Regions from separate parts of the Homo sapiens genome. Here region 1 is linked to region 2. Evidence: chromatin loops called from intact Hi-C (ENCODE). Cell type or tissue: ascending aorta. All regions are shown on one strand. Links, peaks and the distances in the headings refer to the core of each region. The heading gives the core; the rest is flanking DNA.

Evidence for each region. Peaks named below come from ENCODE experiments on the same cell type or tissue, not always from the same donor. Only the 100,000 strongest peaks of a DNase experiment are listed, where the experiment ranks them.
Region 1: it touches region 2 in a loop (3-fold over the local background); 4 of 110 quality-filtered maps call a loop at or near these places.

Annotation. Positions count from the first base shown.
Region 1 is chr9:8,817,383-8,834,200 of GRCh38, reverse strand. All of the region lies in intron 11 of PTPRD (protein tyrosine phosphatase receptor type D), which reads left to right. Among named protein-coding and RNA genes, the nearest start is that of PTPRD-AS1, 32 kb to the left of the region's middle. In ascending aorta, for the core only: no CTCF peak of the experiment used is centred there; no DNase peak of the experiment used is centred there; H3K4me3 peaks cover 1,189 bases; H3K27ac peaks cover 807 bases.
Region 2 is chr9:8,757,202-8,774,019 of GRCh38, reverse strand. The region is part of intron 11 of PTPRD (protein tyrosine phosphatase receptor type D); the gene reads left to right. Among named protein-coding and RNA genes, the nearest start is that of PTPRD-AS1, 92 kb to the left of the region's middle. In ascending aorta, for the core only: no CTCF peak of the experiment used is centred there; no DNase peak of the experiment used is centred there.

The sequences.
Region 1 (16,818 bases), core at 4,958-12,957, 59 kb before region 2:
ACAGGCTTTTTCCCTTGAACTATTGAATTCAACTACTGTGAATCATTCTAGTGTAATAGTAAATAAATGAAAGTAGGTGACTATGAAGGGAAGAAATTCATTATATTTCTACCAGGATTCCTTCTGGAAATGAGAGTGAAAAAGACTAGGCATTATTGTGCTTTCTGAACGGTTTGTGTAATTATGTGAGAAATTATAAAAATTTAGAATTCTACTAAATGTCTACCTGTTAGGTGAATTTTTAAAAATCTGAAGTAACTTCTTAAAATGCCCGGTGTTTTTAATACATTTATCCATAAGTTGGTTAATTTTTGTAAATGGTACAGTATATAGCTGTCATTTTTCTTTAAAGAGAGGTGGAAACCAAGCAACCAGTCTGGAAATACAGTTGTTTTTCAAAGCCTAAATTTTAACAGTTATTAAATCATACATATATATAATATATATAGAATCGTGTGTGTGTGTGTGTGTGTGTGTGTGTGTGTATATATATATATATAGAGAGAGAGAGAGGAGAGAGTTTTCATTCAACTTTATAATGTTGTGAATGGTGCCTGTTATTAAGATTGCATCATTCACTGAGTAGAGTTTTAATTTTTTTCAATATGAAAAATGGACCAGGTCATACATAGATCCAGCCCTAACAAGTGAGAAAAAAAAATGAAAAAAAGAAAATTGGAAATTATGTTACAGCCTGAATATTTGCTTTGAAATCTAGAGGCTAATTAGAATATATATGTAACATCTACTAAAGCGATGAATAAACTTAGATAATTAAATGTTACCATTTAAAATACATATCTCTACTTACTGGACTCTATTCTTTCTCATTTCTCTGCCTGTTACTTTTTATATATCAGGCTTATCAAAAGTAGCTGTGCTCAAACATCCTGAAGATGTTTCAAAAGTCACATGCTCAAATCAATGCTAATAACCTCTTGGGAACTAAGGGGTAGTAGAATACTGTCCAATATGGTTATTTCATTAGCAAGGTCTTCCTATACAATGAGTCAGAAGAGAAAAGCTGTAAACTTCCCAGCTCAACCTCTAAAGCTCATGTTTTTTCTTTCTCTCTGTAAGCACTGTTGCTGTGGCCTGTGTATGAACTGGATGTGCCAATGCTGTTATTAAGATTTCTGGGTCGCACACAGAAGATATCAAGTCAGTTGTATTGCTGATTTTTTTTTCATCTGCAAAGTAAGAATAGGAAAGAAAATGTCTTTCATGTTACAGCTTTCTAGGTAATGAAGAGTAGATATTAAATTTATGAGACAACTAACATGAAGTGAAAGGTTGCATTTGTTTTCATTTCAGATATTATTTTTTGTTCTTTGGGGGTATGCGTTTATGAAAAAATGAAGCCTCATGCAATCTGAAAAAGAGAAATACAGAGAGAGCAAGAGCCAGAGAGAGAGAGAGAGAGAACTCCAATTTAGAGAAATATTGAATATCCAGCCTCCTTCAGAAATGATTAGTTTTACAGTTGAAAGATTTCACATTTAAAATAATCCTCTTTGTGAAGTCTTGTGATCCTGCAGTGTGACCACAAACTTAATCAAAATCACTTTGTTAACAAAACACACATAGTGGGTGCAAACACTGGTTAATTTTCTCTTTCTCATAACTTGAAGTATATTGTGACCTCGTTCAGTTGGGCATGTCTGAAATGTTGTGTGGCTGTTTTGGTAATTGCCATAATTGACTTTTTCTCTTACTTGTAATTCATTGCCTATTTTCCCCATAATTTTCACATTGTGAAGTGTTATTTGACAAAAAAAAAAAAAAAAAAAGATGATTTTAGCTGCCCCTTGCTTTACATTTGACATCTTTTTGTTTTTCTGCTTTCATGATTACAAAAATACACTGTTACCCACTGTCAGTCTTCACTGTTTTCTTCATTGTTTTTCTCAAAGCAGTTATCTGTTAGGATAAATTAAAGGTTGAGACCAGGAGCTTTGGGGATTACTGGATCAATGCACACCATTTGGCATAACGTTTTTATTGCAGGATTCTTAAATATATTTAGGTACTGTCTTGGTAGTCATCAGACATATGTATAGATCATACACACACACACACACACACACACACACACATATACACATACATATTTAAATCACCGGCTACTGTTTGCATTCAGTGCACATTATAGCTCTCAGAAGGTTGCAAACACTTTTCATTGTTGCCTTTTATCTGTCATGCTGTTCAAATAATTTTCCTGGACACTACTAAAGTAGGAAATGGATACAAGTAAATTACAACTTGTACCCATTTCCAACTGTCAAAAAAAGCACTAAAGGAGAAATAGAATATGGACTTCATAAAACGTTGTGATTTGGAAGCAGTTTTTGTCAAATTAGTATATGTAAATCGTCTTTGTTTTGTGAAACTTTCTCTGAGGTTTTGCAGTGTTTACAATGTAGTTGACTCACAAAAGTGATACAGTGTTGAAACCAATAGCAGAGAATTTTCAGAATGATAAAATTCATTCTAACTGTGGCTGAAAGAGACAGATTGTATGTGAGTTCTTTTTTAATATTTGAAGATGATATGTTTCATTCAGGACATTACATTTTAAAGGGTTTATTATACATTTGTAGGAAAGTTTAACAAGCTTTAATATTGCTCACCCAGTTGTTTCTCTTTCTATTTGAAATGACTGGTTTTATTGAATTGGATTGGGATTTGCTTTTTAATTGTATGTAGACTGTATAATGTGTAGTCTGGTCTCTGAGCATGTTATATAATGTATTTAATTGTATGTAGACTGTATAATGTGTAGTCCGGTCTCCTAATGCAGTTTCATAATGGTGTAATGGAAGCAAGCCAAGTGTATTTTGATACAGAGTAAGCGAGATTGTTTTAAATTTTTAACCAACTCACCTTTAAACATTTCTTGACATTCTCCTAGGATTCAAGAGGTAGACCTAACAAAGATAATCATCAGAAAAGAGAATGTCTGAAACAAGTGCAGGAATGAATTCATGACAGTTTTGGAGGGGAGTCTTTAATAAAAACCATTCCGCAACCCTCCCTCTTACTGTCAAGTATCAGAAAAACAAAACCCTTTTCCTGAGTCTCAGTCATCTTGTCTGCGAAGTGTAGGAGCTGGATTCAGTGATGCCAAATGTCCCTTCTAAGTCCACAGATTTTCTAAGTGCCTATCTTAGGTGAAGCTGGATCATCAAAATTCCTCAGAAAAACTAGTCCTTGAGTATTCTAAAGCATATTTGTTATTAAAAATATAAACTTCATACTAAATGCTGATATATCACTTGCTGATTAAGCCTTATAATGGTTTCACTAATAATTAATCAATTGAAGAGAATTGTTAGAAAAATGAGGCAACAGTTTACACTCTAGTAGGGTTTTGGGATTTCTTTAAGCAATGATTTCACCATCACGTATGCCCTTTCCCCAAATTACGGATTTGATTGTGAATATCCTTGCGTGCGAATGACCATTTGCACTTGTTTTCTCTTTTTAAAAAGTCTTCCTTTCAGCGAAGTAGTGTCTGCTTCCCCTTTGCTGGGTATTGACTGGGAGGAACATGCCCCCTCATGATAGGGTGGACACTGTGTCGCTGCACACTCCTCACTGGGGGGAGTTGAAGGAGTTTTGAGATGATCATGGTCCTCACTTTTCTGTTTGGTCACAGAGCACTTAATTGTGCTTGAAACCTCTCATCTGTCCATGATTCGATGACTGAAGCCCATTCTCCACTTTCCTTTCTTGTTTACCCTCTTGTTTCTTAATATCAAGATTTTTTGTTTCTTGTGGACTTTTGAGAGTGCCCAGAAGTCTTACAATTTCTATAAAATTTATCTCATATCTTTTAATCCTTTGATTATTTTCCCTCAAGTGCTAGAGTTCAAAATAATCTTTGCAAATTTATACTAAGCAAGCTGTAGAAAAGGGGTAAAACAAAACACTTAAGAGTTTGGACTGTGGAACCCAAGTGCTTGAGTTAATACCTCAGGCTCTCCCCTTGTAAGCTGTGAGACCTTGAGCAGGTCATTTTATGTGCTTTGCCTCATTTTCTCATCTGTAAAATGAACATAATAACAGTACCTATGCTATAGTGATGCTTAAAACATTAAAAGAGTTAATAAATGTAAGGAGACTAGAACAATGCCTGATTCCAACACAGTAAAGACTCAGATTCAAACTTTGGTATTTAATCTTCAAATTTTGTTTACTGGTATTACCCAGTAAATATTTTCTGAAAGGTCTGTTGTCTCAGCTACATTATAATAATGTTTTATAGAATTATATAGTTAATGAAGAGGTTTCATACAAGTAATAGCATTTAATCTTCATACTAGTTTTCTGATATGTTATTGTTATTTCCATTTTACAGATTATAAAAGTGAAGGTCAGGAAGGGTAAATGACCTGCTGAAGATTATGGTTATTAGTGGTAGACTGAGCTGTTTGTCCCCAGTCAGCTGATTCTATGGTTGTTTCATTGTTCTGTGCTGTCAAAATATATCTCTAGAGGATGATGCATTAATGTGTACTATCTTCCTAGTAACCGAGCTCCCAGGAGGTAGTTGATGCTCTGTCAAGTGCTGGACAACAACCTGTGTGCAAGTCAGGGGGAAAAGTCCAGTTCACCAAGAAATTCTAACCCAGTGTGATGTGTGTTATGATAAAGATTTCCATAGGATTATAATAACCTTCCAAAAAAGTCACGTTTTAAATGCACAATGCAGAGCTACTCACCAATACAAAAGTAATGAACTGATGTATGCACAAAATGATAAATCTCGAGAACAGTATATTGTGTGAAAGAAGCCAGAAACAAAAGGGTACAAACTGTATGATTCCCTCTGTGATTTTTTAGGTAAAACTAATCTATAGTGACAAAAATCATGACAGTGATTGCCTTGGCATAGGATGGAAGGGAGCTGGGAGTGAGGGAAGAGGAGGATGACTGGATAAGGACATGAACAAGCTTTCTGGGGTGATGGAAATGTTGTATATCTTGATAAGGATGTGGGTTATGTAGACATAACATTTGTTAAATGTCATCCAGCTGCACCTAAAACCCGGGCAATTCACTTATATAAGCTATACTTCAATTATAAAAATAAAATAATTTACATGGACAATTAAGGAAACATTAGTAGTGATTATCTATTTAATTTGGAAAGCTCTCAACAGTAAATTTAAAATGGATGCATATGATAGATGGCATTGCTGGCACAGTGTGATAGAGTATTTCCAAGAATATGTGTTTCTTTTTCAAGTACTGCATTTTATGGAACACTGTTGTCCACATATGCTGTGAAGATGAACGCACCCTAAGTTATTTTAAAATAATAACAAATCTGCCATGGCTTGAATTGTCTGAGTTTACATGGAGAGGAGAATTTCACAAATTTTATAGGGAGTATTTAATGTTATTCTGTTGCAAAGTTAAAGCTTTATAATGAATCCAGAAAAAACATGGACTTAACAATTTATTATATATGTTTTTTAGAGATGCGTAGATAATAGTACTCTCAGTTACCTTCTCACTTTTTGATAACTAGTTCTTCAACTGCTACAGAACCTGGTATCAATTCAGCAGCAACTCATAATTTGGGGTTCTGCCTGCCTTAGAGTACTACTAACAAGCATAACATCTTAGTCTCTTTGAGCTACTGCAACAAAATATCCTAGATAGGGTGGCTTAAACAACAAACATTATTTCTCACAGTTCTGGAGGCCAGAAGTCCAAGATCAAGGTGTCAGGTGATTTGGTTCCTGTTTGGGGTCTTTTTCCTGGTTCACAGACAGGTGCCTTCTTGCTTTGTCCTCACATGGCAGTGAGAAGTCATTTCTGTGATGTTTCTTCTTATAAGAGCACTATTCCTGTTCACAAGGGATCCACCCTCATGACCTAATTACCTCTCAAAGGCTCACCTTCTAATACCATCACATTGAGTATTAGAGCTTCAGCATATGAATTTAGGGAGATACAAACATTTAGTCCATTGTGCATAGTCATGTTTAAACACAAGTCTTTGAGTATCACCAGTTTCAAATTAGCCATTGGAAGACAGAAATGATTCTCTTTCCATCAAGCTCTGTGTACTTCATAATCATTGCATCCAGCTCTTCATCTGTGGATTGTATAACCTGTAGACTTTTATGGGATTTACTTCCTTTTTAAAATAATATACATATAAGCCAAACAGATTAAACAGTGCCCAACACAGTATTGAATATATTATTATCTTATTGTTTAGGGGATGGTGATAAGTACTAATTAAATGTGCTTTGAGATATTATATTAATATAAAAATGTAGATATTTCAGAGAAGATACTCATCCACATGATTTCAGGCCTGTTCTTTTCAATAGGTCCTATTCAAGTTCATTTAGCTATGTCTTAATTGGATTACATCCATATTTAGTTTAATTCATAAATTTTAATAATCACTAGTAAACAATAATAAATCTTTGAGTGATGAGACATGATAAATACCCTATAGGTTAAAGGCATGCTCTGCTTTGAAATATAAATGATGAGCTGATTACTTTATGAGGGGAAAAAAAGGAATTTGGTTACTTTCTGTGGCAAAAACCTAATTTTTTTTGTTTGTTTGAGACAGAGTCTCACTCTATTGCCCAGGCTGGAGTGTGGTGGCCCAATCTTGGCTCACTGCAGCCTCTGCCTCCTGGGTTCAAGTGATTCTTGTGCCTCAGCCTCCTGAGTAGCTGAAATTACAGGGGTGCGCCACCATACCTGGCTAATTTTTGTATTTTTAGTAGAGATGGGGTTTCACCATGTTGCCCAGGCTGGTTTTGAACCCTTGACCTCAGGTGATCCACCCACCTTGGCCTCCCAAAGTGCTGGGATTACAGGCATGAGCCACCTCACCTGGTCTAAAACTAAAATTTTTTCAATAACAAATAGATTGATGGGTTGAGTCACGTATCTATTTACCATAGATTTCCCTAGGTTTGGGGGACTGAAATATGAATTAGAAGTTGTCCTTACCCTCAGTGAGCTTAGTTAGTCTATTAAAGGAGATTGATAGGAGGACAGATTTTTTAGCAATTTAGTATGATAATATTTTATCAGAAGTGTAGTGAGCCTAGAGAAGAGGAATTAATCAAGTCTACTCTGAACCATGAGGGTGTGTGTAGTGTGTGTGTGTGTTATATGTGTGTGTGTAGGGGTAGAAAGACACTAGAGTTTGACTGAAAGAGTGAGAAGAAATCTGCCAGTTTAAACAAGGGGAGAAAGAGCATCCCAGGCAGAAGGAGAAACATGTGTCAAGGAATCGTGCTCATTGGGTATCCCATAAGCTTTTTTAAAGATATGATGAGAACCAGTGTGTGGGGTTAGAGAGTTGGGAGAAGTTGTCAGAGACCAGACCACGCAAGGCTCTAAATTTTAATATTTGTAGAATTTCTTCTGTTTGTCAGGCATCATGCTAAACACTGGGCATTTACTGGTGATCAGAAGAGATACTATGCTTGCCATTAAGGGGCTTACCGTCCAGCAGGAGAGTAAAATAATGGATGAATACACAATTGCAAATTGGATAAGCACTATATAGAAAAAAAAAAAAAGATGGTGCCTGCAGTCTTGGAATCTTGGTCTTGTACATTTAAGTAAAGACCTGAAGGATGAGAAGGAATCAGTTGGATATGGGTAGCTGGTATCAGCACGTATGAAGGATAAAAGGCAGGAAATAACTGTGTGGTGAACGGAAGGGAGGCCAGCAGGGCTGGAGGGTGGTGGACTGGGTGAGTCAAAAGTGATTAAGATTGGAGAAAAATGGTCAGGAGGTCTGATGGCTCAGGGCTTTGGTAATGAGATTGGATTTCATTTAAGGCACAATAGGAGACCATGGGAGGGATTGTAGGCTGAGGGGTGAAACAATGGATTTAAAAAATATATAAATTATTCTGGATGCTTTGTAAGGAATAGATTGGGAGGTAACAAGAGTAGAAATAGGAAGGCCATTTAGGAAGCTATTATAGGTAGTCTGGATGAGAGATGGTGGTGGCAATGACTACAGGATTTCCAACTGATTGAGTTAAGGGTGTGGAGGAGGAGGAAGATTGGGAAGAAATTGAGGACAGATACAGGCCTTTATCTGTGAATTGTCAGAGGCCTGTGAACCAGAGCAACTCCATCTTAAAAGCTGGGTAAAATGAGGCTAAGATCTACTGTGCTGCCTTCCCAGACAAGGCATTCTAAGTCACAGGATAAGATAAAAGGTCAGTACAAAATACAGGCCATAAAATCCTTGTTGATAAAACAGGTTACAGTAGGAGCTGGCCAAAACCCACCAACACCAAAATGGCAACAATTGTGGCATCTGCTCATCCTTGCTGCTACACTCTCACTGGCGCCATGACAGTTTGCAAATGCCATGGGAATGTCGGAAGTTACTCTATATGGTCTAGAAAGGGGAGGCATGAATAATCCACCCCTTGTTTAGCATTTCTTCAAGAAATAACCATAACAATGGGCAACCAGCAGCCCTCATGGCTGCTCTGTCTATAAAGTAGCCATTCTTTTATTTCTTTACTTTCTTAATAAACTTACTTTCACTTTACACTGCGAACTCACCATGAATTCTTTCTTGCCAAAATCCAAGAACCCTCTCTTTTAAACTTTGCTTAAAACGTTGCTAATCTTTTATTTTTCAAAGTCAAGGAACCTTTTCTTTTAAGCTATTACAGCTTTTAACAGTTAAGTGTACTCCTATAAAAAAATTTAGAGCATATTTATTTCTCTCTACCTCATTTTTTCAGAATTTTAAAAACTAGTTGTAAGCATTCTTATGACAATATAGTTATTTACATGAGTGCAATAAACATCTGTTTTCTTTTGTCACAGGACACAATTTTAAAAATTGGTTATTTTACCAAGGCTTTAACTAAAATGGTGTACTTTCCTTTAAGTTATCAAACTTAACTTGTAAAGCCAATAAAAACCCTTTAGAAAACTGGCCACATACCTTGCCTAAAACAGTCCCTATACAGGGTTTCTAACCTGTGCCAAATAAAAAATATCACTTTCTAACAGGTCCAGAAACCACAAGTTATCTTGGGACCTCAAAAAGAAAGAAATTTACCCAACTCATAAATATTTAAAGGTACAAACTCATGGCAGGGCTCAGCTTTAAAAAAGTCTTATCTAAAATTCCTTCTATGAAACAAAGTTCCATCAAAGCCAATTTTTAAAAAGCCTATGTAAAAAATAATTATTCTTACTGCACTTTATACAAATAATCAGGCCAAGTATAATAAAGCAAATCAGTCTTACCATAATTTATCTTTAGTGAAAATGGAAAACTGGGAAAAATACTACGTTTCAAGAACTATACTATACTTGTTATTAAATTCTAGTCTCATTAGTTGTTTCTAAGCTTATTTCTGCAATTTCAGCAAACCCTGCTTATTCCTGTGAACCAACCAGTGATCTCTAACTGCTGCTCAAAAAAAACCAAAAGGAATAAGTAATGTAAAAATCTGGATCAGTATTCTAATTCTGGGCACATTACAATCAGCTGACAACCCGGTATCAGCTTAGTTCCAACAGTTGCCCAGTTCATAAAAAGCCTTCTAATTTAGTTTACTTAAAATAACTTATTTTGCTTTACTCTTGTGAAATATATTACTGTTATACTCTTTGTATAAGAATACAAAACAAGCTTACTGAATGTTTTATTAAACAGTTAACTAATCTTACAGATACCACCTTTTGTCAAAACTCAAAAGTTATAAATAAACCTTACCATACTAACACTTTCTAACGAAGCTCTTCTCTACCGTGAATGCAAGAGACCCCCATAGTTAGGCCAAAATATCATCGCCCCTATTTGGCCTAAAAAAGTTACAAAAAATAGATCTTTGTCCCTGGGCAACCCTTAGGATCAAAGGTTCTCTTATAAAAGGGAGAGGGGAAATGTCAAAGGTGTGCTAACCACAGCAACTCCATCTTAAATAAAAGCTGGGTAAAATGAGGCTAGGACCCACTGGGCTGCATTCCCAGACGATTAAGGCATTCTAAGTCACAGGATAAGATAAAAGGTCAGCACAAAATACAGGCCATGAAAACCTTGCTAATAAAAGGTAACAGTAAAGGAGCCAGCCAAAACCCACCAACACCAAAGTGGCGACAAGAGTGACCTCTGGTTGTCTTCACTGCTACACTCCCACCAGCACCATGACAGTTTACAAATGCCATGGCAACATCAGGAAGTTACCCTATACAATCTAAAAAGGGAAGACATGAATAATCCACCCCTTGTTTAGCATATCATCAAGAAATAACCATAAAAATGGGCAACCAGCAGCCCTTGGGACTACTCTGTCTATAAAGTAGCCATTCTTTTATTCTTTTACTTTTTTAATGAACTTGCTTTCACTTTGCACTGCAAACTCACCGTTAATCTTTTCTCGCGCAAAATCCAATAACCCTCCCTTAGGGTCTGGATCAAGACTCCTTTCCTGTAACAAAATGGTTTCCTTCCTTCCGCCTTTCCTTTCCTTTCCCTTTCCTTTCCCTTTCCTTTTCCCTTTCCCTTCCCTTTTTTGAAACAGGGTCTCACTCTGTTTCCCCAGGCTGGAGTGCAGTGGTGTGATCACAGCTCACTGCAGTCTCGACCTCCCTGGCCCAGGTGATCTTCCCGCCTTAGCCTCTCGAGCTGCTGGGACTTACAGGCACGCGCCACCACCACACCCAGCTAAGGTGTGATTTCTTGAGATGGGGAAGGCTGGCATATAAACTTGCTGGCGGATAAGGAAATCAGCTTGGAAACTATTGGTTTAAGGTTTCCATGAAGCATGCAAGGTGGGGAAGGGCTATGTATTACATGATTCTGTAGTTCAAAGGTACAATTGCTGTTGAGTTAAAAGTTTGTGAATCATTGAAACCAAAGATGGCAATTAAAGCTTTGTGGGAAGGGATGAAATCATCCAGGAATTTTAAGAAGGGGTTCAGTGGAACACTGAACATTTAGAGGTCAGGCAAAGGGGGTGAAACTTCTAAGGAGCCTGAGAAAGAACAGGCCCAAGTGGTAAGAAGAAAACTAGGATATTAAAGTAGAGTAGAATACCGGGAGAGAAGAGGGCTTCAAGAAGAGGCTGTGGGGTGTGGGCTGTTGAGTAAAATGGAAACAGAACCCTGAGTATTAAATGTCTTACTAGATCCTCTGTACTTTCTTCAGCTGTAGATGGGAAAGCATTGGAAGATTTCATACCGAGGACTGACTTGACCAGAAATGTTATTTTCGAAAGATTCCAGTGTGGGCTGTGTGAACACTGGGCTTAGTTTGGAGGAATGGAAATCTGTTAATCCTTTCTGCTTTCTAACCTGTTAAATTGCCGTAGCTTAAGTAAATGACTGCAGCACTGGTGGTTTTGGGGGATGGGAGGGGGTTGAAGTTTAACAGAATTGGATTCCAGTTCTGTTCCATTGTCAGCTGCGGGACCTTGGGCAAATTGCTTAATCTCTGTTAGCTTTGGTTTCCTATGTCTAATTTGGGTATAAAAATAATAGCCCCAACCGAAGGCTGTGAGGTATAATGCATAACACAAATAAGTCCTCAATAATATTGTTATTGATACTGTACTTGTAAGCATGTGTTTGACTTCCATAATTACTTTATCTCAGTGAATCATCCCTTCTCCTGTGGTAGCGTTTTAACATTAGCCTTCAACAACCATGTCCTTAACTTTCCAACCAAGGTATAAATGTAACAGTTCTACTCTCTCTGGGAGAATTTCCAAATTGTAGTGAGCGCCTGGCTGTGCACAATTTAAAGTATACTTTCTCTGTCAGAACACATGATTATATTGGTTTGTACTTTAACATTTTATTTCCAGTTCTTATAGCCTTTTATTTCTCTATCTGAGTTTGCTTTGATAGCAGTTAGGGTACTAGAGCCCTTTCTAAGGCAGACATTACCTGGGCATGGATGAATGTTCCAGGGGCAAAAATCAAAGAGACCAGATATACTAAATCACTGGGGGAAACTTTCAGTGACTCAACTTGGTACAGAGTAAGAAACATAAGAAGGGTGTAGCCCCTTGTGCATTTATGAAATAATGGAGACTGAAAAATGCTTACTAAGCAAAACAAAACCAAAACCAAAACCACTAAAAATGTGTTTTCTGCTTTCACAGTGACTTTCATGTTTGCCAAAGTGGTGGCAACAAATCCTGTAACTGTCTATGATCACAGAATATTTAAAGACTTTTGCCTTGTTAAAGAGTTAGTTTTCAGGCCAGATGGGTGGCTCACGCCTGTAATCCCAGTGCTTTGAGAGACCGAGGTGGGTGGATCACGAGGTCAGGAGTTCGATACCAGCCTGGCCAAGATGGTGAAACCCCGTCTCTACTAAAAATACAAAAATTAGTGGGGCATGGTGGCAGTTGCCTGTAATCCCAGCTACTCGGGAGGCTGAGGCAGAGAATTGCTTGAACCTGGGAGGCGGAGGTTGCCGTGAGCCGAGATTGTGCCACTGCAATCCAGCCTGGGCAACAGAGCGAGACTCTGTTTCCTGAAGTTGAAGGAACTTATTGGATGGATGTTGTTATTTCTACTTAGAAAGTCTAAAACAGTCAAGAGCCAGGCCAGTTAGTTGTTTCTCACAAAGTGGAGGAAAGAAGAGGTGACTGCATTGGGATTGGCCTCCACTCTTAGGGGAAAGGGGGATTTCTAAATGTTTCTTGCAGACAAGAGTGGATGCCCTCTTGGGCCTTATCCAAGGAGCTGCTAAGAGAAAGAAACAAACCGCAGTAGAAGTTACCTTGAATTCCTAGGGGTTGTAGAAGGAGTGAGTGATGCGTGGGGTAGACTATGGCACCCACATTCAGCACAGCAGGTAACAGGAGTCCAGGAGTGAGTGCCTTCTGAAGAAGCCATGAGCTTACCATGTGAGAGAGAGAGAGAGACAGAGAGAGAGAGAGGTGGCTGTAAACATGGGCCAAACCCAGAGAGCATGTATGTGGCCAGCTACCAACTGTGATCATCTAAGAATTTTCTTATTCCCATTGTTTCCTTTTTCTCACTACTTAAACCCCATAGTTCAAGAAAATACCTATCAAGAGGAGCAGAGGGATCAGAGGAGGTGAAAAAGGAGAAGAAGGGGCTGATCATACCTTTTTTCACTTATTTTCTGATGCTGGTCTATAGCCAACCCTAGCTGGGAAAGGGAGGTGGCTATAAGTTGAAAGTTTCAAGTGCGACTAATATGCTGAACTGGGCACTCTAATTTCTGAATTGGGACTGTGTTTGATAACTTAAAATGATTGTATGACATCATATTATTAAGAGTTAGAAAAATAAGTAGACTCCTTGACTTGTCGTGTAGGGAGTAGAAAAGAACTTTCACCATTAAGCAATTGTAAAGGGATAGTGGAACATAATATAGAGGTATTCTGTGACTCTACTCTTTGAGTCTTGTGTGAGTCCAGAGACATATATACATACACAAAAAGTGTGTGTGTGTGTGTGGTGTGTAGTATGTATATATTTTAATTTCAAGGAGGCGTTCGCTGAGAAATTGATTTCTTTAAATACAAAATATTACCATGCCAGAAAAAGGCATAAAATGCTAGAAAATGATGGTTTAACAAGAGTTGAACTTTCAAAACTAAAAACATAAAAATGTATCCTTAACCTTGATAGGATTAAAGGAAATCACTGTCTTTGATGGTAAATGAAACACCAAACACTTACTTTCTTAATATTTTTTCTGACATTTTATAATTAACTAATGAATATGATCAGGCTTTATTAAAATTATAAATATATTCTGTATATTTAAATATACTCTCTTCAATAAAAAGCTGTTATGAGAGCAGAGACTCTCTTCCTCATATTAAATTTAGGTTGAAAAGATGGCTTATGGAGCTAGATTGCCTAGTACAGTAAGTAGCTCTGCCACTTAACTAGCTGAGTGACCTTTCATTAAATTACTTAATCTATGTGTGCCTCAGTTTTCACATCTGTGCAGTAGACATCAGAATTGCACCTGTATTATTTGTGGTTATATTAAAGCTACAGATATGCATATATTTTAAGAATATAAACATATATGTATATATAGAAAGTGTTAGCAAATAGTTTCCTATGTTATTGTTACATATTCTGATTTATATCTTTTTCTCTGCTCTTACAAACAGAGAATGAAATTTCAGAATGTCTGAAATGTTGCCTCAAAAGTGATGCCGTCTGCTGTGAATGGCTACTTTAAGAATGTTGAAACAAGGGCACTCAACTCAATTGTCAGGGGATGTCATACTTTTATAATACTTAGCTTCCTGAGCATATGATTGTGTGGACAAGGAGAACAAGACACAGGAGAGCCCCAGTGTGATCTTTCAGCTCGTTTTGTGCTCTCTGATTGTATGTCAGTTGAAGGAATTATCTGGTTAATTCCGGCTATCAACAACTTCACGATGCTGTGTCACAAAGGAATCTGACTTTAACTAACAATCTCCCACATTTTATTGAAAGTGCCTAAAATGTAATGTAGAAAGTTAATAATTGCCCCAAGTTTCACAAAGAGCTTTTTTTTTGATCCAGAGTCTTGCTCTGTTGCCCAGGCTGGAGTGCAGTGGCTCAATCTTGGCTCACTGCAACCTCTGCCTCCAAGGTTCAAGTGATTCTCTTGCCTCAGCCTCTCAAGTAGCTGGGACTACAGGCATGTGCCACCTCGCCTGGTTAATTTTTGTATTTTTATTAGAGACGGGTTTCGCCATGTTGGCCAGGCTGATCTTGAATCCTGACCTCAGGTGATCTGCCTGCTTCAGCCTCCCAAAGTGCTGGGATTACAGGTGTGAGCCACTGTGCTGGGCCCCAAAGAGCTTTTATATTAGAGAAATATAATAAAATAAAATATAAGTTAATATATGAATATGAAACAGATCAGTCTACCTCACATATGTTGTATTAGAATGAGCTTTTATATAGTTTATATGTTTTATTTATTCAAGCATGTCAAGTAAGTCACAAACTTTGATAATAGTAATTGTTTCCACTTAATAATGGAATACTCAAGACACAGAGTAAGTGCTTGGTGTTTAATTTATCACCAAAGATAGTGATTTCCTTTGATCCTAACAACGTTAAGGATACATTTTTATGTTTTTAATTTTGAAAGTTGATCTCTTGTTAAACCATCATTTTCTAGCATTTTATGCCTTTTTCTGACATGGCAATATTTTGTATTTAACCCAGTAGTCGAACATTGCAACTAGTAGTGGACTAGAGTGCTATGTCGTTTTCCTGGTTAGTTACCAGATTCTCTATTCTTCCAAATGTTACCGGGGAACTCTTCGGGAGTAATTGTTTAAATCTGTTGTACGAACAAACAGCTATGTGTTCAGAATGGCTGAATTTATGTTGATATCAAAAATGGCCAAATGATTTGAAATTCAAAATCGTGATTACCAAAGCCAAATTATTTGAAATTTTATAAATGCAATAAATATTAATTAGTAACAATTAAATATGTGCGTAAGAAGCAGTGCTCTTGTAAGAAGCACATCTAAGTATTTGGTCTGTTCTTAGGCAAATGAATATAATACTAATTCAGTAGGTATGATTTTGCATTCTGGAGACTTAACTTTTTGACTATGTGGCTTTTGCCAGATTGCTTAACCTTTCTGAGTCTCAGTGTTTTAATCTGTAAAATGAGAATAACCTCACCTTAATTACTGTGAGAATTGAAGACATTTGTATATGATCATGACATTAGCAATGAGGAAGAAAGCTCTTAGGACACTACCTGGCCTGTAAGTGTTTACTAAATGATTAATCTTACTATTATTATTGTTAAAGGCAGTATTATAAATAAGTTATTAAACCAAATTAACCCTATTTTCTTCTTTTATCTCTCTGCCTATCCGCTAAAACTGTAGAGAGAATCAAATAAGGTGAGGCAGAGAATATAGATTGTAAATTTTCCAGTGGCCACACAAATGTAAAATGCTATCATTTAATTAGGATGAGGTATACAATTTTATGTTTAAAGTCAATTAAAGTGATATTTTCCAAAGCTTTAAACCTTTGGCTTCTGATGTATCAAACACCTAGAAATTAAAATGGATAATCTTGATTTATACAGTGTTTCAGATGCTCTTAATTGTAGTTCAATTGAAATTCAAGAGTTACAATTTAACTCTATCTAAAATGCCCTGAAAATATTCCCACTAAGCCGTGAGTTATAACAGGCAATTTGGAAGCTCAGGTTGTAAAATTTATGTTTAATGGTATTGATGATGCTTTGCCTTTTAAAAACCCCTGAGCAACTAACTGTAGTTTTATTTGATCCAAATTTATCTTGGTTATTATTTCCAACCCAGTCTTAGTTGTCAAATGTTTTGGAGCAAAATCTGGTCATCAGGAATCTTGAAATTCTACCAAGAAGTCCAAGAAGAAGAAACCTACTTGAAATTTAAGATGGTTGTTAGGACAGAGGCTAGACACACTACCAACTCCCATAATCAGTATGCTTATTAGGTATTTTATGGATTTTACCATTCTATGAAATTGATAGAAGGTATATTTTATTTTGTTTTGTTTTGTTTTATTTTATTTTACTTTAGAGACAGGGGCTTGCTGTGTCACCCAGGGTGGAGGACAGTGGTGTGATCACAGCTCACTGCATTCTTGAACTCCTGAGCTCAAGCAATCTTTGTACCTCAGCCTCCCAAGGAGCTGGCTGGCACTACAGGTGCACACTACTATACCCAGCTAATTAAAAAAAGAAAAACAATTTGTTTTGTAATGACAGGGTGTCACTATGTTGTCCAGGCTGGGTGTGTTTTCTCTACATCTAAATTATAAAACTTT
Region 2 (16,818 bases), core at 4,138-12,137:
TCCTTTGCGCGTTGAGGAGGGCTGCCTAACTCTTCTTGGGGTTGGAGTCAGGAGAGAGGGAGAAGGTAGCTGGAAGTGTGTCATGTAAGGAAAGCTTCACAGACATTACATTTGTGTTGATCACTCATGAATGAATAAGACTTTCTCAGTAGCCAGGGCAGAAAAGAGAGTTCTAGACAGGAAACAGCATGTGCAAGTGTAATGAAAGAATATTTTGTATATTTGAAACTGCAGCTATTTTATTTTGAATCATAGTTATTGTAAACAAGTCACAAGATTAGCTAGCAAAGTAGACAAGATTTAAATTATGAAGTCAATTTCTAAATCAATGTAAAGAGCTTGGAATTTATTTTAATGATGGGAATTCAATGAAGTGTTTTAAGCAGGGGATTTACATTATCAGATTTTTGTTGTGAAAAGATAATTCTGACTTCAGCTTTGAGCAAGTAGGATAGGGACCAATTTATTCTCCTGTGTGAAACAAGCCATAAAACAGATAAAATACATGCAACAGTGGTCCTCAAGACATGGGACTTCAGGTCCTGAAGTACAGTGCCCTCTGAGTGATGAGAAACCAACAAGCGAGTACCATGATTGCCTCAGCTTACTGCCTGGCGAGAGTTTCTAGGGTTTAAACAGAAGAGATCAATTAAAACTTGGCAAACTCCTGAGTTGGGAAGATGGGGCCGAGTGTCTGGGTAGGCTAAGGCAGCTGGAGTCTGCAGGACATAGTACCAGGACAGATAGCTATACAGAAAGAGCTCTGGAGATCTACAGAGGCTTCCTCTCTGGTTGATATTCAAGAGAGTGCTGACCAGCAAATGCATGTGAACAAACTACCCAAGGCTGGGGAAAGAACCACTCAAAAAGACTAAAGGAAACAATCTCTGGAGCTTGCACAGGGCTGGGAATATTGCCTGCTCCCACCAGAGAGGAAAGCTCCATAATTCATAGGCCATTCAGTAGAGTACATTCATAGAGTAATTCATAGGGCATTCAGTAGAGTAGAACAAGGGTTTTGCTTCAGAAGTGGGGAAAAATTGACTTTAGGTTAAACCCTAAGCTGAGTCCTAACTAAAGAATCTTAAAAACAAGGCCTAAAGTTATCAAAATGTTTCCAAGAATCTTAACTGAATCTCAGAACAAAAAGCAAGAATATTTATAGGGACACAAAAATATCTAGCACCCCCAAAATAAAATTAACAATATCTGGTATCTAATAAAAAATTACCAGATATAGAAGGAAGCAGAAAAGTTATACTCATGAGAAAAAAAAATCAACCTATTGAAACTGACTCAGAATTGACACAGATGTTAGAGTTAGCAGACAAGAACATTAAAACAAGTTTTTAAAAAATTATTTTTATTATTTTTTTAGAGACAAGGTCTTGCTCTATTGCCCAGGCTGGATTGCAGTGGCGTAGTCATAGCTAACTACATCCTCAAACTCCTGGGCTCAAGTGATCCTCCTGCCTCCTGAGTAGCTGGGACCACAGGCATGCACCACTACACCAAGCTGATTTTTCAATTTTTTGTAGAGATGGGGTCTCACTATCTTGCCCAGGCTGGTCTTGAACTCTTGGTCTCAAGCAGTTCTTCTGCTTGAGGTTTTTAACTGTACTTCTTTATGTACTGTGCTCCTTTATGTTTTAAAAAGTAAGTAGTGACATGCAAATATTTAAAAACCCAGATTGGAGCTCTTGAGATAAAAAACTACACTGTCTGAGGTGAAAATTAGAGAAGATGAGTTAATAGCCAACAAGACATTACAGAAGAAAAGGTTAATGAACTTGAAACCATCACAATAAAATTATGTAAAAATAAGCAGAATTTAAAAGAGTTCTGGCCTCAAAATCTGTGTTGTTGTTGTTGTTGTTGTTGTTTTTTCAGGAAGGAATAGTTTTTTTTTAAGTTTTAATTTTTGTGGGCACATAGTAGGTGTATATATTTATGGAGTACATGAGATAGTTTTTACAGGCATATAATGCATAATAATCACATCAGGGTAGGTGGGGTATCCATCTCAAGCATTTATTCTTTTTTTAGTAATTATTCTTACAGTCTGATATTTGCTAATATTGATTAGTTGATAAAGCATTTGGTTTATGACCCAGCTTTTCTGCGTGAGGTACACTGCGTTGGGCTTTTTTATAAGATGATGTTAGTAAATGACTGATGGCTGAATTTTTTTTTTTTTTTTAAAGCCATGCACAGGTCACAGCTGTGGCTACTAGTTTGGTCATCTAAAACAAGGGTTGAATGCTTATAATTGAACATATGTATACGTGCATGCAATTTGAAAACAGTGTTCTCTTATAATTATCCTTTAAGTATTCGACTTTTCTTTTTAGATGACTTTGGAACTTTGAGTAAATTTTATATTCATAAAACAAACATCCAATACCTATTTCCACTCCACAAATCTCCAAGTGACAAACCAAAGAGAAAATTTACATTGGAAATTTATGAGGTCTTTGGGTTTTACTGAATACTTATTTAAAGTCCGTGTGTCACTATACTACACTGACTTAGACTTGTCACCTGTTTTTGGTGGGAAAAAGATTTCATGTTTTACCATGACACACAAAGCACTACTGTTAGATATATTAAGGAATAAAACACTTTCCTTGGTTCTAAATTCTAAGAATTTTTAAAAGTACAGTGATAGTCTTTAGTATTTTGTGTACACGGACTTGCATACATGCCTGGTTTTCCTCCATAATGGGAAAAACTTTTGTAAATAACTAGGAAAATATTTTACAAATCAGTGTATTCAGTTAGAATAGAAAGAATTTTAAATTTTTAATAAAGAATAAAGACTACTATCTTTTTTTTTTTTGAGACGGAATCTTGCTCTGTCGCCCAGGCTGGAGTGCAGTGGTGTGATCTCGGCTCACTGCAAGCTCTGCCTCCCAGGTTCACACCATTCTCCTGCCTCAGCCTCCCAAGTAGCTGGGACTACAGGTGCCCGCCACCACGCCCGGCTAATTTTTTTTGTATTTTTAGTAGAGACGGGGTTTCACCGTATTAGCCAGGATGTTCTCAATCTCCTGACCTTGTGATCCACCCGCCTCTGCCTCCCAAAGTGCAGGTATTACAGGCGTGAGCCACCACGCCTGGCATAAAGACTGTTATCAAAGAAACTGTGCAATGGGAAGTTTTACTCCGTTCAATGAATGCTGATTACATCTTAAAGTTTTCAGGTTTCTATTGTGTTTTGCCTTTCAATTGAGTTTGAATATTTGACGTTTTTGCCCATTAATATATGAACATTTTTTGGAAAAGACTTCAGATAATTAGTGGAACATACATTACATAAAACATACAATATATATTTCCACGAAAGTATTTAATTTAAAAAAAGGTCAAGCAAGTATCAAGTAGATCTGTTTTTGGATCTTCTTTGAGTTTGGTCTGAAGTGTAAGATTTTGGATTTAGTGAAAGCTTCTCAGTCAGTTTCCTAGAGGGATTGACTACACCATTGTCTAATAATAATTAAATCTTCCATATTACACAGTTTAGAGAGTATATTTAATGAGAGAAAAATGAATTGCTGTTGAATAGAAAATAGACAAAGCTCATAGAACATATTTTTTCATTCTTTGAATAAATTTTCTTGTATTTTCTAATTATTTGATTGTATTAGAATAGATAGTGGATCGTGTTTTTTTTTTTATTACACTATCATAGCAAATTGAGAAGGTACTTTCTTTCTTTCTATTTATTTATTTATTTGAGACGGAATCTAGCTCTGTCATCCAGGCTGGAATGCAGTGGGCTTGATCTCGGCTCACTGCAACCTCCACTTCTCCCGGTTCAAGCAATTCTCTCTGCCTCAGCCCCCCGAGTAGCTGGGATTACAGGCGTGCACCACCAAGCCTGGCTAATTTTGTGTTTTTTGGTAGAGACGAGGGTTCACTATGTTGGTCAGGCTGGTCTTAAACTCCTGACCTCAGGTGATCCACCGGCCTCGGCCTCCCAAAGTGCTGGGATTACAGGCATGAGCCACCGTGCCTGACCGGTACTTTCAATCAGACAGTTTTCACTCATAGCTGTCTTAGCACTGTAATATTTGGCAGATCATTTCTTATTCCTATTTACGTGAATGTCCATTTTTTAAACCCATTGTGTATCTACCAGCTTGCAATTACTGGCATCCTTGGATTGGGAGCAGGGGAGTGCGGTCAGATTTCTATGTATTTTTTTTTTTTTCTAATTGTAAATTTTGAACTATTTACAAGCAAAAACTCTCCCTCCCCTCTTTGTTTTAGAAATATAAAACAATAAAGTTTTTTAAGAGATAGAAAACTGTTGAACAGAGTTGCTTTCCTTCTGACATCAATATTCTCACAGTAGAACCATTACATTTTTACACTGAGGGCTGATGTTTAGAGAGAAACCTGTTACTTTGCAATTGGTATTCAGATGAGTGGTGGGGGACACATTTTTTCATTTATCACATTAAGTTTTTGGCAGTTTTCCACTACTTGCAAGAAGAAGGGAGAACCACACAACTACAAATGCCTTTGTTGTCTACTGCCTCGGCCAAATCACACACTTTGTGGATGTTCAATAAATATTGATTGATGATGCTATTCACTGAAAACACTCTCAGGTTAAAACTTGGAGTGAGTGCTTAACATTCTCATCCAGCTGTAATTACGCTTTTGCAATTTTCATTTAGTTCTCAGTACTAGTGTTTACAAAACTGTAGCGTTGTGAGGAAACTAAACAAAGATATATAAATAGTGAGTGAGTAAATAAAGAAATTCCGAATGAACTCAAACAAATACTAGACACAAATGTTTCCTGATACAATGCCTAGTAAACATTATAACATAAATCATTTATCTTTATTAGTTTTTCTTCATGCTGCACATTTAAATATATAAAAATATTTCCACTGTTACATAAAACATTTTCCTTGGGTGATTCATAAATCATTGACAAAAGTTGGCGTTATGCTAACACACAGAATTAGGTGGGTTGCTTTTGGCTAAACACCTCCCCTGTGCCTCCCTGCCATGTACACAAACACCCTTGAAACACGGGAAATCTGTTTTTATTATATAGTGCTATAACATGGTAAGAACGGCATTAGACTACCCTTAGTAAGTCAGTGTACTAGTCCCTTGCAAACTGTTTAATGATTATTCAGTGAGTTTCATTTTTCTTATATCTTAAAAGAAGAGCTAGGTTACTTCATTTCTAATATTAATTCCAGATTATAAATTCTGTACATATTTGGTTTATTTTTCTTCCAATGAAGGGTTTTGGACTATATCTTTATGGAATCATTATTAGAAGGAAAGTAAGTTTTATGGGAAAAATAAAACAGTAACAACAGTAGTCTTCTGTAGTGTCTAATCCATTAGTTACATTTTTTACTTTTTAGCTGGGTGTCATTTTGTAGTTAAAGGTTTAATGACTCTTATTTCTTATTTTTAAAAATTATTTATTTATTTTGAGACAGGATCTTGCTCTGTCACCCAGGCTGAAGTACAGTGGTTCAATCTGTGCTCACTGCAGCCTCCTCCTCTGGGCTCAAGAGATTCTTCCACCTCTCAGCTTCCTGAGTAGCTGGGACTACAGGTGTGTGCCATCACACCCAGCTAATTGTTTTGTATTTTTGTAGAGACAAGGTTTTGCCATGTTGCTCAGACTGGTCCTGAACTTATAGGCTCAAGGGATCCACCTGCATCAGCCTCCCAAAGTGTTGGGATTACAGGCAGGACTATAGGCACGTACCATTATACCCAGTGTTATTTTATTTTTTAATTTTTTTAATCAAGATGGGGGTCTCACTATGTTGCCCAGGGTGGTTTCAAACTCCTGGGCTCAAGCAAGCCTCCTGCCTTGGCATCTCAAAGTGTTGGTATTATAGATGTGAGCTATCACGCCCACACTTAATATCTTTTAAAGACGCAAATTCAGGCCAAATAGTAACAACTGTCTTTGTTCTTCCAGACCCTACTGTATTTGAGAAATTGGTGAAATATTTTCTTTCCCTCTGACCTTTTTTAATTACCGTAGTATATTTGTTGTAAAAAATTTGTAAGGAGTAAAACTTCCTCTTTATCCTAATTCTCACCATGTTTAGTTATATATGTTTCCTTTTTCATCTTTCCCATACACAGCAGTGGGTCTTTTTTCTTTTTACTGTAACTTAAATGAGACCATACTGAGTGGTTCTCAACTTAAGTTATACATTGGAATCACCTGGTAAGTTTCAAAAATACACAGATGCCTGGGTCTCCCCTTGAAAGATTCTGACTTAATTATTGTGGAGTATGACCTGAGCATCCGAATTAAAAAAACAAACACAAAATTTTTAACTCCCTGATAATTCTATTGTATGGTCAAGTTTGAGATTCCTAACAAAGCTTTTAGAGTTTGTTTTCTTTGTTGAAGATTGATCATGGCCACCCATCTATTATGACTCAACGTATGGTGCACCCTCACTGATAGTCACTCAGATATTTTCTAGTTTTGCCATTACAAAAAAAATGCTGCAACAAATGTACATGTGTCTTTGAGTTCCTATATAAATGATCTTTGAGTAGAGTTGTACAAGGGGAAATACTGGTTCAAAAAATGTGGGACGCCGGGTGTGGTGGCTCAAACCTGTAATCCCAGCACTTTGAGAGGCCAAGGCGGGTGGATCACTTGAGGTCAGGAGTTCGAGACCAGCCTGGCCAACATGGTGAACCCCATCTCTACTAAAAATACAAAAATTAGCTGGTTGTGGTGGTGCACACCTGTAATCCCAGCTACTCGGGAGGCTGAGGCAGGAGAATCACTCAAACCTGGGAGGCGGAGGTTGCGGTGAGCCAAGATCGTGCCATTGCATTCCAGCCTGGGCAACAAGAGCAAAACTCCATCTCAAAAAAAAGAAAAAAAAGTGGGGAAATATTTTATCTAAATCTCTTACATATGCGGTTCTTCATTTTGGTTTTGTTTGATTTGGGGGCATTATCTATTTCTCTTTTTCTTAAAGCTTAGGGTCAGAAATATAGCATACCAGAGTTGAAAGGAAACATATACAGTAAGTCCTCACTTAACATTGTTGATAGGTTCTTGAAAACTATGACCTTATGCGAAACCTATGAAGCCAATTTCACCATCGGCTAATTGATATAAACAAGAGTTAAGTTCCTATGGCATATGTCTGGTCACAAACACATCACGAAACTTCTAAATAAACACTTCTAATATTAAACATTGAAATTAATGTGAGCTTTATATACATTTAAGAAAGATTCATAAAAACAAGTAAGACAATTATTTACCCAACTTTTGGTGAATCCATGAGTGATGATGCTCCTAGTGGTGGTGGGTTAAATCAAGGAATAAATGTTTGCAAAGTGAAAATTGTAAGAAGTGTCCTTTCCCACCATGCAATTCAAAAGCAATCAATTACAAACATAGGTGAGTGCTTTTGTGCTGCAGTGTTTATTGTCGTGTATTTGTATGATTATAGATAAATTATTAATTTTCTATTTGATAGTAATTTTTAATCATTCATTTGTTCATTTTCCAATGCACTTATTCAAGTTCAGAATTGCAGGAGGCTGGATCCTACCCTGGCAGCTCAGGGTGCAAATTGGGGACCTGACCCTGCAGAATATGCCGTCCCATCTCAGGGTACACTCACACATACTTACTCACTGACACTGGGACACTTTAGATACACTGACTCACCTACAGTGCACATGTTTAGGATGTGGGAGGAAACCAAGTACCCAGAGGAAACCCATGCATACTTGGGGAGTATGCACACACTCCACAAAGACAGTGGCCTCGGCTGGGGATTGATTTTTTTTTTTTTTTTCATCAGTGGTAAAACGAAATGGGGTTGAACCAAATGATGTTACCTGAGGACCTGCTGTTAGGTTTTCAGCCTACATTTCCCACCTAGTGTAAGGAAACTCTTGGTATGGACACTACCAATGACTATCCACCAAGAGGGCCTTAAAGACAGTCCCTGATGCTGGGCTATTCCAATTGTCATTTTTTCCTACATCAGGTTTAGAACTACCTGTTTATAGCTTTAGAGTACTATATTTTGTTGACCAGAGGAGTCTTAGAAATCATTTTGGTTAAAATATTTGTTGTATAGATGAAGAAATGAGGCCCAGAAGCTGTGGATACACTGTCCAATATCAAACAGCTGAAAAGTCATAATGCTGGGTTTGGAGAACAGGACTCATTCTTGACCCACTGTAGCTTATTCTGATTACAAATTGTAGTAGTTAGCTTTTTCTGACTACTAATACTGTAGTAGTTAGCTACTGCTGCCAAGTTTAACAACTTAAAACAGCATTTATTATCTCACAGCTTCTGTGAGTCAGGAATATGGGAGTAGCTTAACCAGGTAGTTCTTGCTTAGGATCTGTTACGAGGTTGCAGTCAAGATGTCGGCCAGAGATGTGGTCATCTCAAGGCTAGGCTGGGGGAATATTGGCTTGTAGGCTCTGCTACTTGGCTTTTGGCAGGACTGATAATACCCGCTTCTAACCTTATTCACATGGTTGCTGGCAGGGATTGGTTTTTCTCACCATGTGGGGCTGTCCACGGGCTGCCTAAGTGTCCTTAGAACATGAAGGTTGGCTTATGCCAGAGAGAATGAAGATGGCGGGAGATTGCACCCAAGAGGGAAGTCATGGTTTTTATATAACTTATAGTGTTATTGTTATTGCATCACCTCTGGCATAATGTTATTGCATTACCTCTGGCATAATCTGTTTGCTGGAAGCAGTCACTAAGTCTAGCCCACAGTCAAGGGGAGTGGAATTATGCTCCATCTTTTGAGGGGAAGAGTATCAGATAATTTGTGTACATATCTTTAAACTACTACACATATGTTTAAATCGTATTTAGCATTTGGTAATTGCAAAATTTGTACTTTCTGCTCAAAGGGCGTTTTATTTCACTTCCTGGCCCTGAAAGGAAGCTAGATAATCATTTTATCATAATCACACAACTGAAATAAACTTCTGGAATTAATAGAGCAGAACAGTGTTTTAAAGGTTGTCTGGCTAATAAACAGGAGATAATATTGGGACCCAGAATTATAACTCATTAAATGTATCCTCATGCCCAATCATGAGATGTGTTTAATTATTAAATGATTACATATTAATATATGCATCATGTGATCTCTATTGCCATCAAATAAGCTGCTATTATTATTATTATTATTATTATTATCATTATTATTATTATTTTGAGACAAACTCTCTGTTGCCCATCCTGGAGTGCAATGGGGCAATCTCGGCTCACTGCAACCTCCAGCTCCCGGGTTCAAACAACTCTCCTGCCTCAGCCTCCTGAGTAGATGGGATTACAGGCACGCACCACTATACCCGGTTAATTTTCGTATTTTAGTAGAGATGGGGTTTCACCATGTTGGCCAGGCTAGTCTTGAACTCCTGACCTTGTGATCCACCCACCTTGGCCTTCCTAAGTGCTGGGATTGTAGGAGTGAGCCACCATGCCTGGCTCAAATAACCCATTCTTTAGAGTGTCCCATAATGGTCCGTATTTTTAGTGTCAGATCCATGATCCCTAAAATCTTAATGCCTAAATTCCAGATGTTTTAAATCTCTAAACTGTCAGGGTGTTACTGGGAACATAAGGTAAATGCCTTGAAACCAAACAATAATGTGTTTTTAATGAAGAGGCCTTTCTGTATTGCTGAAATCTGAATCAAGAGTTTTCCTCTCTTGCAATAGCCTTTTCATACCACCCTTTGTAATGAAACATATGGCTCACATCACAGTAAAATATGTAGAGTAGGAAGAAGAAAAAGCATGTTTCACATACGTGTCATATCTGATGTAATGCCATATGTACAACAACCATAGAGGACTGAGACTTAACTGCAGTCCTGGAATAATTAGAGTGAGAGTGTCCTTAATTTATTTTAAATACTGCAAATGGTTTCACATTTTGAAGTAATTAACACTCCCTTCACTTATAATATTTGCATTTCATTATTAAGAAACAATCCCTCAATAATTTTTAATGAACTCTTGAAACTGATATTTAAAAAGCATTAATTTTCTGAAAATAAATTATCAAGAGAATAGTTCAGTCTTGTCTTGAATTTACCATATTTAGTAAGCTAATGAGAGAGAATTTTTAAAAAGGAAATACATTTTGTGGCTTTTTATGAAGTGTGTATGACTAGCTGTCTTTGTGCTCATGGTCTCATTTTGATGTGGGACATTTTTATTTGATATAAGAGAGGGGTAACTTATGATCATTCTCTTCTAGAAAACGAAAAACTTTTCTCAAAAATAGCAAAATTCCAAAAGAAGATTGTGACCTTTTTTTTTTTTGTTTTAGGGAACATCACTTTCTCTTAGGTGTGCTATTTCTTTCCTGTTTTTCAAAACAAAAATGACATTTGTAGCAATGCATTATAGTGTTATGTTATACTATATATGTTATATATAATGTATATATGTTATATTAATACATAATTATTGCCTTTATTTTTTTGAGACCAAGTCTCACTCTGTCACCCAGGCTGGAGTGCAGTGGCGTGATCTTGGCTACTGCAACCTCCTCCTCCTGGATATAAGTGGTTCTCATGCCTCAGCCTCCCAAGTAGCTAGGATTACAGGCATGAGCCACCATACCCAGCTAATTTTTGTATATTTTTATTAGAGATGGGGTTTCGTTATATTGGCTAGGCTGGTCTCGAACTCCTGGTTTCAGGCGATCCATCCAACTCGGCCTCCCAAAGTGCTGGGATTACAGGCATGAGCCACTATCCCTGGCCTACCATTATTTATGACTGGAGTCTTATAGTCTGCTCTACTGTCTCAAGCTAACAAATGAGAACAGAGAGAAAGAGTGTTTTCTTTTTGAGATCTTCAGTAGCTTGAAACCATCTTTGGCAGAGCATCCAAAAAGCTTGATTTTTCAGTGGCTACTCCTGCTGGAATCTGGGTTTATATCTGAGCCAGGATCCTGAGCCTACCTGAATGCTCAGGTTGGTTATTAACTACAGAGACTCATTGGATAGCCTGAAGAATGGCCTGGGCATTTCAGTGTCACGCTGGAAGGAGGCTCCATCCCATGCTGGGAGATGAGTAGGCGATGCATGTTCCAGTTACCCTCTTTCCCAAGGCATTCTGTGCTTTTTCTCACCGCTGGGAGGCAAGCTTTTGGGGGAAGCTGTGTACTGGCTCACTTATCTATATAGCTATATCTCTGAGTATCATAAAAATTTCTCCCTGCCATAAAGAGAGACGTTTTTCCTATGGGTTAACTGGAACAGAGGAGGTGGAGAAAGTGCTTTTAGTTTCAAGGGTCAGAAGTTAGGAGAAAACCCATAAATATTTCTTTTCCTGAGCACTCATCATGCTGCAGCAGGCCATTAATTTTAAAAGAGGTTTTCTATTGAAGGAGCCCGTTCATCTGGTGACATGATAGGTTAGTTTGTATTGCTTTCTCTCCTCCGTGCCAGAGAGAAGTGTTAGAAAAACAAATTATTTATTTTATTATATGAAAATGCTTGAAATTGAATTAAATTAAGAAAATAATAAAAGATTTATTCTCATTATTTATTATTATTTGATTTGTAAATCTGTATTCTATCAACATAGCTGACTTCTGCATGCTTTAAATATTTCCATGAAGGTGATATATGCAGTTTTATTGATATAGTCCTAACAATAAGGGTGCTTCTTTTATACTGTCAGTAGGAAACAAAACCAAACAAATTCCCAAAAGTCAATCTCGTTTTGATGTTCAAACTTGATCTCTCTTGCCTCCATGAAATTAGTTATGATACAGTTCTATTGAATGCAGAGGAAAAATTATTGAGAATTATACTAATATATTTAATTTAGTGGGGAATGTTTTCCTAGAAAGACAGAACCTTTGTATATATATACACACACACATCCCCTAAACTGCTATAGTATGGACATTAAAAAGGTTAGACTTAGTCTTCAGTCTCAATCTCCCTACTCACTTTTCCCACCAGTAGGTATATTTTAATGTACCTAAATTGGGCATCTGAGTTTATTTGACCCTCTGTGATTCATGTGTTAATAATGGTGCCTTAGGGACCTTGGTTTATAGCTCACCAGAGAAGCTAGGGATAAGAGACTGTATCCACATGTAGGCCACTTTGCAAATATATTTAAAACTAAAACTGTAATCTCATCTTCCTTCTTCCACTACTGTGGCAGAATTTAGTGACCTTTAAAATGATTTTCTTCTGAGGATTCATCTCTTTCCCATTTTCTTTAATAGACCCTACATCTTTTCATTTCTCGTCCTTGACCATGGTTATTATTAACAGTATTATTAGATGTCTATAAAATTATCCATGTAGATGAGCTTTACAGTTAGCGATTAGTTATACGTTCTTAGGATTGTAACTCCTTAGGAGACACATTTGATGTATTTTAGTTCTTTCTACTAACCTTTGCAGCTCCGCTTTCTGTGCTGCAACCCTGGGTTTTAAAATCTCATGAAAAAGCATCTATCCTCCAATTCTAATTTAGCTTGCTTGCTCTCTCCATCCATGGTCATTATAAACAGTAACCATATTGTGTGGTATGTCACTTTAGGAAAAAAAGCACACAAAGAAATGTTATAATTGTGAAAAAGACAGAAGTCTTTCAGTTTTGTTAGTTATAATATATGTTATCACTTTATCAAATTATTCTTTATTTAACCACCTTTTTTCTTCTGCTAGAGTGTCCTAGTCTCTTTTTATAGCTACCATGTTAAAACTTCTATTTTCTGTCCCCACCTTACTTGATAATTGCCTTTTTGCCTTATTAGGATGCAAGGACAACCACATTTGCCTCTATTTGTAAAATGTTTTTGGCTTATCTTTTAGATCATTTATATTTAGGCAAATAAATGAAATCAGCTTCTGTCTTTTTAAATTTTTCTACCTGTAGCTTCATCCCACAGTCATCTGCTGACACATGAGATGTAAAAAGCTTGGTGTCCTTCTTGCCCCAAATTATAAACCTTTTAGTGAAAAAAGGGACTAAAGATTAAATGATTCATTCATGAAATCATATATTTTAAAAATGTTATTCCTATTATGCAGTAGGCACTAGAAATAGAAGTGGAACTACTCACATCTTCACTAATCCCAAAATTATTTCAGCAAGGAACCATAGTACAATTTCCTACCTCAATTTACTTTCTACTTTACTTGTACGAGATAAAACCTTTTGTTTTTTTCTTGTGGGAAGCCAGATCTCCTAGAATAATCACTAGAAAGGCCATTGCATTCTTCAGACCCACAGAAACATCAAAGGGAGATATACATTCCCATTAAGAATCAAAGTGATAGCTCTGCTAGCCAGACTAGGCACCTCCATAAAACATGCATACATCCCCCCACCGCCACACACACACACACACACACACACACACAGACAGAGAGAGGGAGCAAGGGAGAGAGAAAATGCACACTGAGTTCTCCATTTCCACATTTTGTAATGCTGACATTCAAAAAAATTTTGAGGAAATAGAAAATGAGTAGGTGGGGATATTAATAGCTCAGCAATGAAATAACATACCTGTTATTTTTAACTAGAATAGTGAATTCATAACAAAGAATTGTTTAAAATAGAGATTAGCAGCAAAAGTAAGTGAAATAAGAAACCAAACAAAACTCCAAACATGAATATTGATCTCACTTATTTTTATCTGTTTAGATACTATAATAAGGAAAAAAGCTGATGATTGAAATAAAATTATTTGTGTGTGTGTGTATCTGTGTGTATTTAAAATTCTGACTAAGCTTCTTCCTTTAAAAAGGTGTTAGGCTGGCCAGGCGCGGTGGAGGCCGAAGTGGGTGGATCACCTGAGGTCAGGAGTTTGAGAACAGCCTGGCCAATGTGGTAAAACCCGGTCTCTACCAAAAACACAAGAATTAGCTGGGCGTTGTGGCGCACGCCTGTAATCCCAGCTACCTTAGATTCCAGCTACAAGCACCACTGAGTCCCACATCTGAGGAGATTACAATAATCTTCTCCTGATTAGTAGGGAGAAGGGACACAGACAAACTTTGTCATGGAATCTTTCAACAAACAGTGTCTGGATAGGTCCTGTCAGTTAGAGGATAGTAAATCGAAGCATACAAACAAACACGAGTCCAGGAAATAATGTTTCAGCACAAGGGAAAGAATGCTTGTCTGGAGACCTCGGAAGAAGAGAAGAACCACTTTTCTCAATAGGATTTATTATAGGACCAGGAGAGAATTTCAAGTGAATGTTTTACTTCCTCAGCAGAAAGGAAGAAGATATAGTCTTGATGAAAGAGCAGAAAGTCATGAGCAGCAGGATGGAGTGAAAAGAAAACATAGTGAAATGAGTAGGAAAAGAAGATTGATGAGGACAAAAAAAAAAAAAAAAGAAATGTAACAGGAACAAAAGATGCCAACAGCAGATTAAAATACTGGGAGCTAGAACAGAGTAAGATTGACAGTGTAAAAAATTTGAAAAATTATTATGTAAAGTCAGTGTATTGTCAGGTCTCACAGGATTCAGAAGACCAGACAATACCTTGATAAAGATGAGAGAGATGAAAACAAGAGAGAGCAGAGAACAGAAGCTTTAAAATATTAGTTGCCTCCTCCAAGACACAATAGAGATCAAAATTACAATTAAATAACATTAGGCCGGGCATGGTGGCTCACACCTGTAATCTGAGCACTTTGGGAAGCCAAGGCAGGAAGATCACTTGAGGCCAGGAGTTCAACATCAGCCTGATCAACATAGTAGAACCCTATCTCTATGAAAATAAAAAAGTTAAACCTTATCTCTACAAAAAATAAAAAAGTAAGGTGGTACGTGTCTGTCATCCTAGCTACTTGGGAGGCAGAGGCAGGAGGATCGCTTGACCTCAGGAGATTGAGGCTGCAGTGAGCCTTGATCGTGTCACTGTACTCCAGCCTGGGTGACAGAGTGAGATGCTCTCTTTCTAAAAAAAAAAAAACCCAAAACCAAAGAACACCTTTGTGAGCTTAAAAAAATGACCCTGTTAGGCCAGGTGCGGTGGCTCACGCCTGCAATCCCAGCACTTTGGGAGGCTGAGGCAGGTGGATCACGAGGTCAGGAGATCGAGACCATCCTGGCTAACAGGGTGAAACCCCGTCTCTATTAAAAATACAAAAAATTAGCCAAGCGTGGTGGCACACGCCTGTCATCGCGCCATTGCACTCTAGCCTGGGTGACAGAGCGAGACTCCATCTCAAAAAAAAAAAAAAGGTTATTTTCTAATATCTCGTTCTTTCCTCCTCTCAAACAAGAAATGTTTGTCTTGTTGTAGCATATTGCGTAGAATTTTAAATGAGCTCCATAAATATTGACAATTAAGTCAGAAATTCTTTTTAAAAAAACATTTTGTAAACTGTAAAGTATGAGTTCTTAGTCTTTTCTTGCTTCTTTGTTACTTCTGTGTGACAGCCCAAAATTTATGAGCCTTTCATTCTAGCATTTCTCTAGGCTGTTTTATTTTTATTCTGGAATGTGGTGAGGCTTTGGATCTATAGGTCTGTAAACTCATAGCTTTTTATTTTTTAAAACAAAATGATATCAAATATCATACCCTAATTTGTATATAACATAAGGTATCAGCTTTTCCCATCCTGAACTCACAGAGTTCAGCCCTGATGCCTTAAGGGATCTATTGTATGTAATGAGTTAACTTCTTTCCTATGCATCTAGAGTGGTACTACATTTGTACCATCTCAGGAGAATTGAGGAGTCACTCAAATTATATTCTGTAGGGCATGATTATCTTGTGGAACCGCAGTTGAGAAAGGCTGACTACATTTTGTTTTGTTTTTAATGATAATGGACAGAAGCTTGTTTCCTCAAAATCCTTCCTGCATCTCTGATTTTAATGTGCTTTTGTGGCTCACTGATTTTGATGAGGTAGGCTGGAGGCAGCCATTATTTCATTTCACACAGATGGAAGTTGAAGCACGGAGATGTCAGGAATTGTCTCCAGAGCCTTCTTGAAATAAGATAATGAGAAAGTGGAGAATGTAACACCCATTCAGCCCAACCACCAGTCTGCTTCTGTGAGATCCAGATTTCAAATTATAAAATGAATGTCATGTGTTTTATATAGATAGAGATCCCAAGGAAATCAGAAATGTCTCATGCCATACAGGTCAAAATTGGGATTATATTTTGATGGCAAAGGTTTAATTTGAATAAGTTTTTTGGAATGCAGTATCATGAGTTGTTATTATCTAGTTCACCAATATCCACATGACAGCTCATTGCTATCAGTATAGTTCTAATCTTTTTCCTTTAAGACATTCAATGTTTTTATGTATATATATATATGTATGTATATATATATGTATATATGTATGTATATATATATATATATATATGCAGAATTTATATATATGCAGAATTCTAACTCCAACTCTATCACTACTTTTCCTGTTGATAGTTTGAGATTTATTGTTCCCTGGGATACTCAGCCGGTGTTGAAGGTCTCCCACAAATTGGCTTTACTCACATCTTAATTCCTTCTTACACCCAAACTGTATGGTATATGGTATTTGTAAAATAGCCGATTTATTAGTTTCTGATAATGTTTTGAACATATCAACATCTAAATCTTATGCTGATTATTGATACGCTTTTTACTCAAAATTCTACATATTCTCATTCAAACCATGTATTTGGGTCTTAACACATATTATCGTGCTTTTCTAATTGTTCACATTCCCTATATTTTCAGATAAGCAAATTTATTAGAGGCATTGTCCTTGTTTGACCTTTTTTTGTTTGTCTAACATGTATTA